Linked DNA regions of Homo sapiens: region 1 is linked to region 2. The links are chromatin contacts, found by POLR2A ChIA-PET in ENCODE. All regions are on one chromosome and are shown on one strand. Each heading gives the region's core, a stretch centred on a gene start or an enhancer-like site at or near the end of the contact. The rest is flanking DNA. Distances are from core to core; before and after follow the strand shown.

What was found. ChIA-PET counts read pairs that join two places held with the same protein, here RNA polymerase II (POLR2A).
Region 1: POLR2A ChIA-PET joins it to region 2 with 43 read pairs in PC-3. The contact joins two enhancer-like sites. POLR2A ChIA-PET finds 5 or more read pairs at or near these places in 2 of 52 experiments (PC-3 and naive thymus-derived CD8-positive, alpha-beta T cell).

The regions. Positions count from the first base shown.
Region 1 is chr9:129,482,222-129,485,485 of GRCh38, forward strand. No RefSeq gene overlaps it. Among named protein-coding and RNA genes, the nearest start is that of LINC00963, 4.8 kb to the right of the region's middle. Within about 2 kb of position 1,375, at least 36 of the 41 ENCODE cell types and tissues checked have a DNase peak (open chromatin) inside an H3K27ac peak, as active enhancers do.
Region 2 is chr9:128,822,123-128,825,623 of GRCh38, forward strand. It overlaps KYAT1-SPOUT1 (KYAT1-SPOUT1 readthrough), which reads right to left. Exons shown (of 25, transcript NR_182311.1): 21 at 2,855-2,927; 22 at 2,649-2,747; 23 at 1,950-2,052; 24 at 1,625-1,772; 25 at 1-711. It overlaps SPOUT1 (SPOUT domain containing methyltransferase 1), which reads right to left. Exons shown (of 12, transcript NM_016390.4): 8 at 2,855-2,927; 9 at 2,649-2,747; 10 at 1,950-2,052; 11 at 1,625-1,772; 12 at 1-711. The coding sequence ends at 643. ENDOG (endonuclease G) reads left to right here. Exons shown (of 3, transcript NM_004435.2): 3 at 206-554. The coding sequence ends at 488. Among named protein-coding and RNA genes, the nearest start is that of ENDOG, 5.4 kb to the left of the region's middle. Within about 2 kb of position 2,054, at least 2 of the 41 ENCODE cell types and tissues checked have a DNase peak (open chromatin) inside an H3K27ac peak, as active enhancers do.

The DNA of each region.
Region 1 (3,264 bases), core at 125-2,624, 660 kb after region 2:
CTCAGGTTCCCCCGCGCTCCTCCCGGACCCCACCCCGAGGCAGCTTTCTCACAACGGGATCCTCCCCGGGCGGCGTGGGGACGCCTCCCGACCCCGAGGCCCGGCAGGAGAGCCGCCACCGCGGCCGGGTGGTCTCCGCGTCGCATGGCCCCTGCCGGCCCCCCCGCCCATGGCAGCTACATAATTAATTCGCCCATAAATAACTGATTGGGGTCGCGCACGCGCCCGGTGTCCCTAGGACTGGGATCCCCGTTAGGGTTAGGGGCGTGGGGGGTCGGGGGCCGCGGGGCTGTGCGTGCCGGGGCGCACGGTTTTGCTCCGCGGGCCTCTCTCGCTCCCTCGCGCCGGCTTTTTCCCTTTTTCTCTTTCCTTTTTTTCTTTCCTGGAGCGGAGCCCGGCGCCAGGAGTCTGGAACCAGCTTGACAGGCTTTTGAGTTATGGAGGGGGGAGGGGGAGAGGCGGGCGGCGGGGAGGGGGAAGGGAGGGCGCCGCCGCGGCGTGGGGGCGGGGCCGGCTCCCCGGTTTGGAGACTCGCCCCGACTTTGGGGTCCGCCAGCGGCGGCCGGGCGGAGGGCGGGGGACCGCAATCGTGGGGGGAGTCACCCCGCGGGGCCCGGCGGGCGAAACGGGCCGGGCTTCAGAGCCGCAGTAAATGAGGCCCGGGGCGGGCGGGGGTGGACACGGCCTCGGGGCCACGGCCTCCCCCGCCGAGCAAGGCATTCCTTTCCGCTGAACTGGGCGCCCGGGCCCGCGCCGCGCCCTGCACGCCTCGCGCCCGGCGATCGGGCCCAGGGCGGGGGAGCAGGGAGGCGGCCCCAGCCGGTCGCCGGCGCCCCCAGGCGCTGCTTCCCAGGAGCTCGGCTCCCCGGGATGGAAGGGACTGATACCCAGTTAATGGGCGTGGAGCCTGAGCCCCTGAGGGTCGTCGCTAACGGGGGTCGCTCAGCAGGGCCGGCCTCCGCTGCCTGCCCGGGGTGTCTAATCACCTCTCCGATCCTTTGCCCGGATCTGAGCTTCGTCATTCACGCCCCTCCTCCCTGGCGACTTTGGGCCTGGTGACAGTCCCCCGACCCTCGCAGAGCCAGGGGCACAGTAGGCGCCTTAGCCACTGGCAGAATTTCACCGGCGCTCTGCCCGACGCCCCCAGCCCCAGGGCCGGGCGTGGGTGGAAGTGTCTGGAAGGGTGGGTTCACCAGGGCTGGGCACGTCAGCGGCCCCGTACAGAGAATCCGGTGCCTGGGGTCTCTGGAGGGGGTACTCAGAGTATCCGAGGAGGAGACTCCTGGATGCTAACAGAGCCCCCAGTTAGGAGCAGTCCGCGAGACAGTTGGTAACAGTGCTGGCCTTGCCCGGGCGCCGGAAGGTTCCGTGAGGCCCAGCAAGTCCTGACTTGGCACAGGGCCCAGCACACGGTAAGCGCTCGGTACTTGGTCACTGTTGCTTGATTTTACCATTTCGGAGGGGCTCATCTACGCCTAGCAAAGCCCCCCTCCCGGTGACCCAAGGGGAGCTCCAGAATGTTGAGCGGCTGAGCGGCCTGGCTCCTCCTCTCGACCCCATCGAGCCAAGTGTCGAAATCATCCCAGACGAAGCTGCTGAGCAGAAATTTCCAGTCTCCCTGGCAAAGCTGGGAAGATTTTGGGTGCGGCTCAGAGACGCAGCTGGGTCGGCTCTGTGGGGCCAGGGCTGGGGAGGGACCCCAAGATGTTCTATGAGACCCAAGCAGCACCCCCAACTTGGGTTGGGGGCGTTGGGGGGTGGAGCCTGGCCTCCTGCTGAGCCCCAGAGCTGATACAGCACAGGTAAAAGCCCATTGTTCTCAGTGGTCCACAGAGGCTCAGGGCAGGAGCAAGATCAGGGTTCGGGTGCTGGCGCCACCCCTCGTTTAGCCCCTACCTGGGATCTGAGGGAGCACCCATCCTTGGAATGCAGGATAATAGGGTTGCTGTGAGGATGGAAGGAGACTGTGCCCATGAACACTTGACACAGCTCCCTGCCCTGGGGAAAGCACCCAGGAAATGCGGGCTGTTTGTCTTAGTGATGTTCCACTTAATAGCACTTGCGGTGGCTCCCTGGCCCCCGAGGAGCCCACCTTGCCAGTTCTTGGCCACAAGAGTACGAGCCCCTCTGTCAGGACGGTGGGTCTCATTGAGGCCATCCTTATCCTGAGCAACCTAAAGAACTCACATGGAACTTAGCAAACAGGCAGACCCTTGCCTTGTTCTCAGGGCTGTGTGATCCCGGGTGAGCAACTCGGCCTCTCTGAACCTGGTTCTCCTCTGCAAAACAGAGATGATGGCCTGGGACCCTCTCCCACTACAGGGAAGTAGCATTGGAGGGGGAAGAGACAGGGGGAGCGTCCCAGCACTGCCCAAAATTGGACAGGTGACTTTGGACAAGTCTGAATGAGACTGAATAAGACAAAACGGAGTAACATTAGAGCTTGCTGGCTACTCTCTGCCCTGGGCCGGTGCTAGATGTTTTACATGCACTGTTAATCACTGTTACTCGTGGAGGGAGATTTTATTATTAACTTTCTTTTCCAGATGAGGTAACTGAGGCTCAGAGAGGTTGATTCACTTTCTCAAGGACACACAGCTAGGAAATGATAGAGTCACGATTCAAACCATCATTTGTTGGCTTAGAGCCTGAATCCCTAAAGAAAAAGCAGGCAGGGTGTAGTGGCTCACGCCTGTAATCCCAGCAGTTTGGTAGGCTGAGGCTGGAGGCTCACTTGAGCCCAGGAGTTTGAGACCAGCCTGGACAACGTGGCGAAACCTCATCTCTACAAAAATACAAAAATTAGCCCGGCCTGATGGAGCGCGCCTGTAGTCCCAGCTACTCAGGAGGCTGAGGTGGGAGGATCACCTGAGCCTGGGGAGGTCAAGGCTGCAGTGAACCGTGATCGCGCCCCTGCACTCCATACAGCCTGGACAGCAGGATGAGACTCCGCCAAAAAAAAAAAAAAAAAAAAAAAAAGAGAGAGAGAGAGAGGAAGAAAAAAGGAAAGAAAGAAAGAAGGAAAAAGAGAAAAAGCAACTTTAATTTTTTTAATATAACATTTTAAAGTCCCTACTGTGTGCAGGGCATCAAGGTAGGTGGCAACAAAAACGAAGATGCCAGGACCCCAGCCTTTGAGATGCTCATAGCCGAGTGGGGACACAAGACTTGGAGGAGGCGCTCCTGAGAGTTAGATGTGAAAAGCAGCACCCTAGAGGCGTCCACCAGAGCTGAGGGCACCGGGAGAGAGAGAGGTGGGTTTTG
Region 2 (3,501 bases), core at 804-3,303:
AAGGAAAACAGAGGGAAAGAGTTAACCACCCTGGAGAGAGTTCCAGCCTCAAGGAGGAGCCAGGCAGGCTACAGAAGTCTCACAGTGAGGGCGTGGTCCTGCAGGTTGACAGAAGTTAGAGGACAGATCAGGGAAGGCTGCCTGGAAGAGGTGGCTTTGGGTTCATCCAGGCCCCCTGCCCACGTGTGCCTGGGTCTGCCCACAGGACAGAGGCTGATGGGAAATCCTACGTAAAGTACCAGGTCATCGGCAAGAACCACGTGGCAGTGCCCACACACTTCTTCAAGGTGCTGATCCTGGAGGCAGCAGGTGGGCAAATTGAGCTCCGCACCTACGTGATGCCCAACGCACCTGTGGATGAGGCCATCCCACTGGAGCGCTTCCTGGTGCCCATCGAGAGCATTGAGCGGGCTTCGGGGCTGCTCTTTGTGCCAAACATCCTGGCGCGGGCAGGCAGCCTCAAGGCCATCACGGCGGGCAGTAAGTGAGGGTGGAGCCCAGTGAGACTGTGGGTGTGTGCAGGCCGGGGAGTATTAAAGGTGGTGATTTTTGGAGACAAGTCTGGTGGCGTCCGTCCCAAGTGACCTGCAGAGCCCCTGGTTTCACTGCTGCTTCACTGATGTCCTCGGCCCCTTAGAACTTTCAGGTGTGCCGGGCACCCGCCTGGATGAGGCCAGGCTGCAGGGCGGCCAGGGAGATGAGGATGGCTTCCTGGAAGAGAAGCGTGGCAGTGGGCTGGGGCCTGGGGGGCTAGCGGGTGCCCCCGCTCCCAGCCTGTCTTCAGTGCCTGGCTGCCCGAGACCTGGCCCACTGGGGTCCCCTGTCCTTAGTAGGGCCTGGTGAGGTTAATGACAGGCCCAGGTTCACACTGCACACTTGCCACCTGGAGGACCACACAGCCTGCTCCTCAGGCTCCTCTTCTGTAAAATGGGGGCGAAGGTAACAACGCCCACCTCCCAGGGCCAGGGGAGGGCAAGAAGAGGGGCAAGAAGTTTTCACCCCTCGTGCAGGGGTTGGAAGGGTGGCAGCCAGGGTTCCTGCTGGGGGGTATGGCTGTCAGGCTCAGAGTGCTCGGCTTGGGCAAGGCCTTAGGGATGGGTAGACAGGGCTGTCGGCCCGGCGAGACTGATGGGAGTACCAGCCTTCCCAGCAGAGTTCCCGTAGCACAGCGTCCTATGCCTGACCCCAAAAGTGGGTACACAGGTTCCATGAGGCCAGGACGAAGGCTCCAGCTGCACGTGGCTTCCCCCGTGGGACAGATGCAAGTGAGACCCCAAGGGGAGAGCTGCTGTGCCCACCGTGGTCACACACAAGGAAGTGGCAGAACCAGGGCCCTGGGAGATCACTGAGCGCACGGCTAAGGAACCAGAGGCCCGGAGCAGGGGTGGGCAGGGCCCCCTGGGTCACCCAGTCTGGGAGCACAGGACGGGCACTAGCACCCATGGTTGACTCCCAGCTACACTCATGTCTCGTCGCTGTGGCAAGAGGCCAAGGGGGATGAGAGGACCACCTCCAGACAAGGCAGCCACGGGCAAGGGTGGGTGACAGGGCAAGAGTAGCACCCGCCCCTCGGACAGATCCCAAGGCCCCAGTGGCTGGCAGTCGGGGAGGCAGGCGGGCTCACCTCCGTGCGGATGGTACGGCTACCCTGGCCAGGACAGGTATTGACGTACAGGTCAAAGAGGACACTGGGTTCAGCCACCTCCAGGTTGGGGTCAGCATCCGCTCCAGCTTCCAGACCCTGGAGGCCCCCGAACACCACAAGAGCATGCCTGGCCCATGTAAGAGGGGGTCACCTGAGCGGCCACCGAGGCCCCACCCAGCACAGCGCCCAGACCTCAGTCCCTCCCCACCCCAGACAGCAGGGGCCCATCTGTGCAGCTTCACCCACCAGGCAGGTTCCTGGCCACATTCCTCCTGCCCTGGCCGCAGCCCCAGGAGGTACACACCTGAAGTTGGGAAGCTGGGCAGAGGCCACATCTGAGCCGCGCTCTGACGTCCCGATGGTCAGGTCATACCCATCTTGGAAGGGGGCCTCAGCAAACACAGCACCTGGGGGTGGGGCCAGCTCAGTGCAGGTCCTGCTCCCCACAAGCCATAGCTCCGGGTATTATGTGTGTGTGTACTGAGGCGGGGGTGGGTGGGAAGAGCTGTGTGGTGTGTGTGTGTGTGTGTGTGCGTGTGTGTACTAAGGTAGGGGTGGGTGGGTAGAGCTCTGCCTGTGTGTGCATTGAGGCAGGGGTGTGTGTGTACCGAGCAGGGGTGGGTAGAGCTGTTCCTGGAAAGTCAAGGACTGAGCAGGGCAGACACCAAGCCTGTGCTTGGCTGGGGAACAGGGCAGAGACTGGATAGGAAGAGGCACCAAGAACATGAAGTGGGCCTCTGACTTCTCTGGCCCTTTTGCCTCCATTCCCAACCCTACAGAAACATTATTGATCAATAATGATACTTTTGCTCAGTAGTCCTTAACAGCATTCCAGGCAGTGCATCCAGGGAGAACAAGGCCCAGAGAAGGGGAAGGACTTGCCCAAGGACACACAGCAAGTTGACAGGACAAAAACCCTGGTCTGATATTTGGGTCAGGCAAGGCTCCCGGCCACCTCCCAGAGGGATGGATGGATATTCAGAGAAGTAAGGTCTGTCCTTACTGAGGCAGGAAGCCAGTCGGACGGTGTAGCCCCAGTAGAGACCAGCTTTGGTGCGAGGGTCCTGCGATGATACCACTTTGCCATGGTAGGTCTTGCAGTCTGGAGGGGTAACAGAGTCTGTAAAGATGGGGTGAGGGAATGGAAGCAGGTGGCTGAACCCTGGAGCTCATCAGGCCAACCCAGGGGTTGGGGAACCTTCCAGATACCTGGGTGCTGCTGCTGGTTCAGTCGCACAGTCACCCGAAGCCCGGGCTCCAGGTTCTTGTCAATCTTCACCTCCTGGGGAGAAGCCAGAAGAAATGGGTGCCATTCCTCTCAAGATCAGCAGGGGCCACGGCTCTTCCAGATGCCACCAGGGGAGCCCCGGGGCTGGCAAGGGACCAAGGGGTCCAGGTCAACCTGCCACCCTCCACCCCTGGCACCGGCTGAACCTGCTCACAAGAGATCATTTGTGCAAAACACAGGTCACTGGCCAAACATGCACCTTTGGGGCGCTCATGGCACAGGATAGAAGTAGATGAAACTCAGTTTTCTACATTTTGGTAGCTCTGCAACTTTTTTTTCTTTTTTTTCTTTTTTAAGATGGAGTCTGGCTCTCTCACCCAGGCTGGAGTGCAGTGGCACGATCTCAGCTCACTGCAACCTCTGTCTCCTGGGTTCAAGTGAATCTCCTGCCTTAGCCTCCCGAGTAGCTGGGATTATAGATGCGTGCCACCACACCTGGATCATTTTTGTACTTTTATTAGAGACAGGGTTTCACCATATTGGCCAGGTTGGTCTCAAACTCCTGACCTCAAATGACCCGCCTGCCTCAGCCTCCCAAAGTGCTGGGGTTACAGGCGTGAGCCACTGC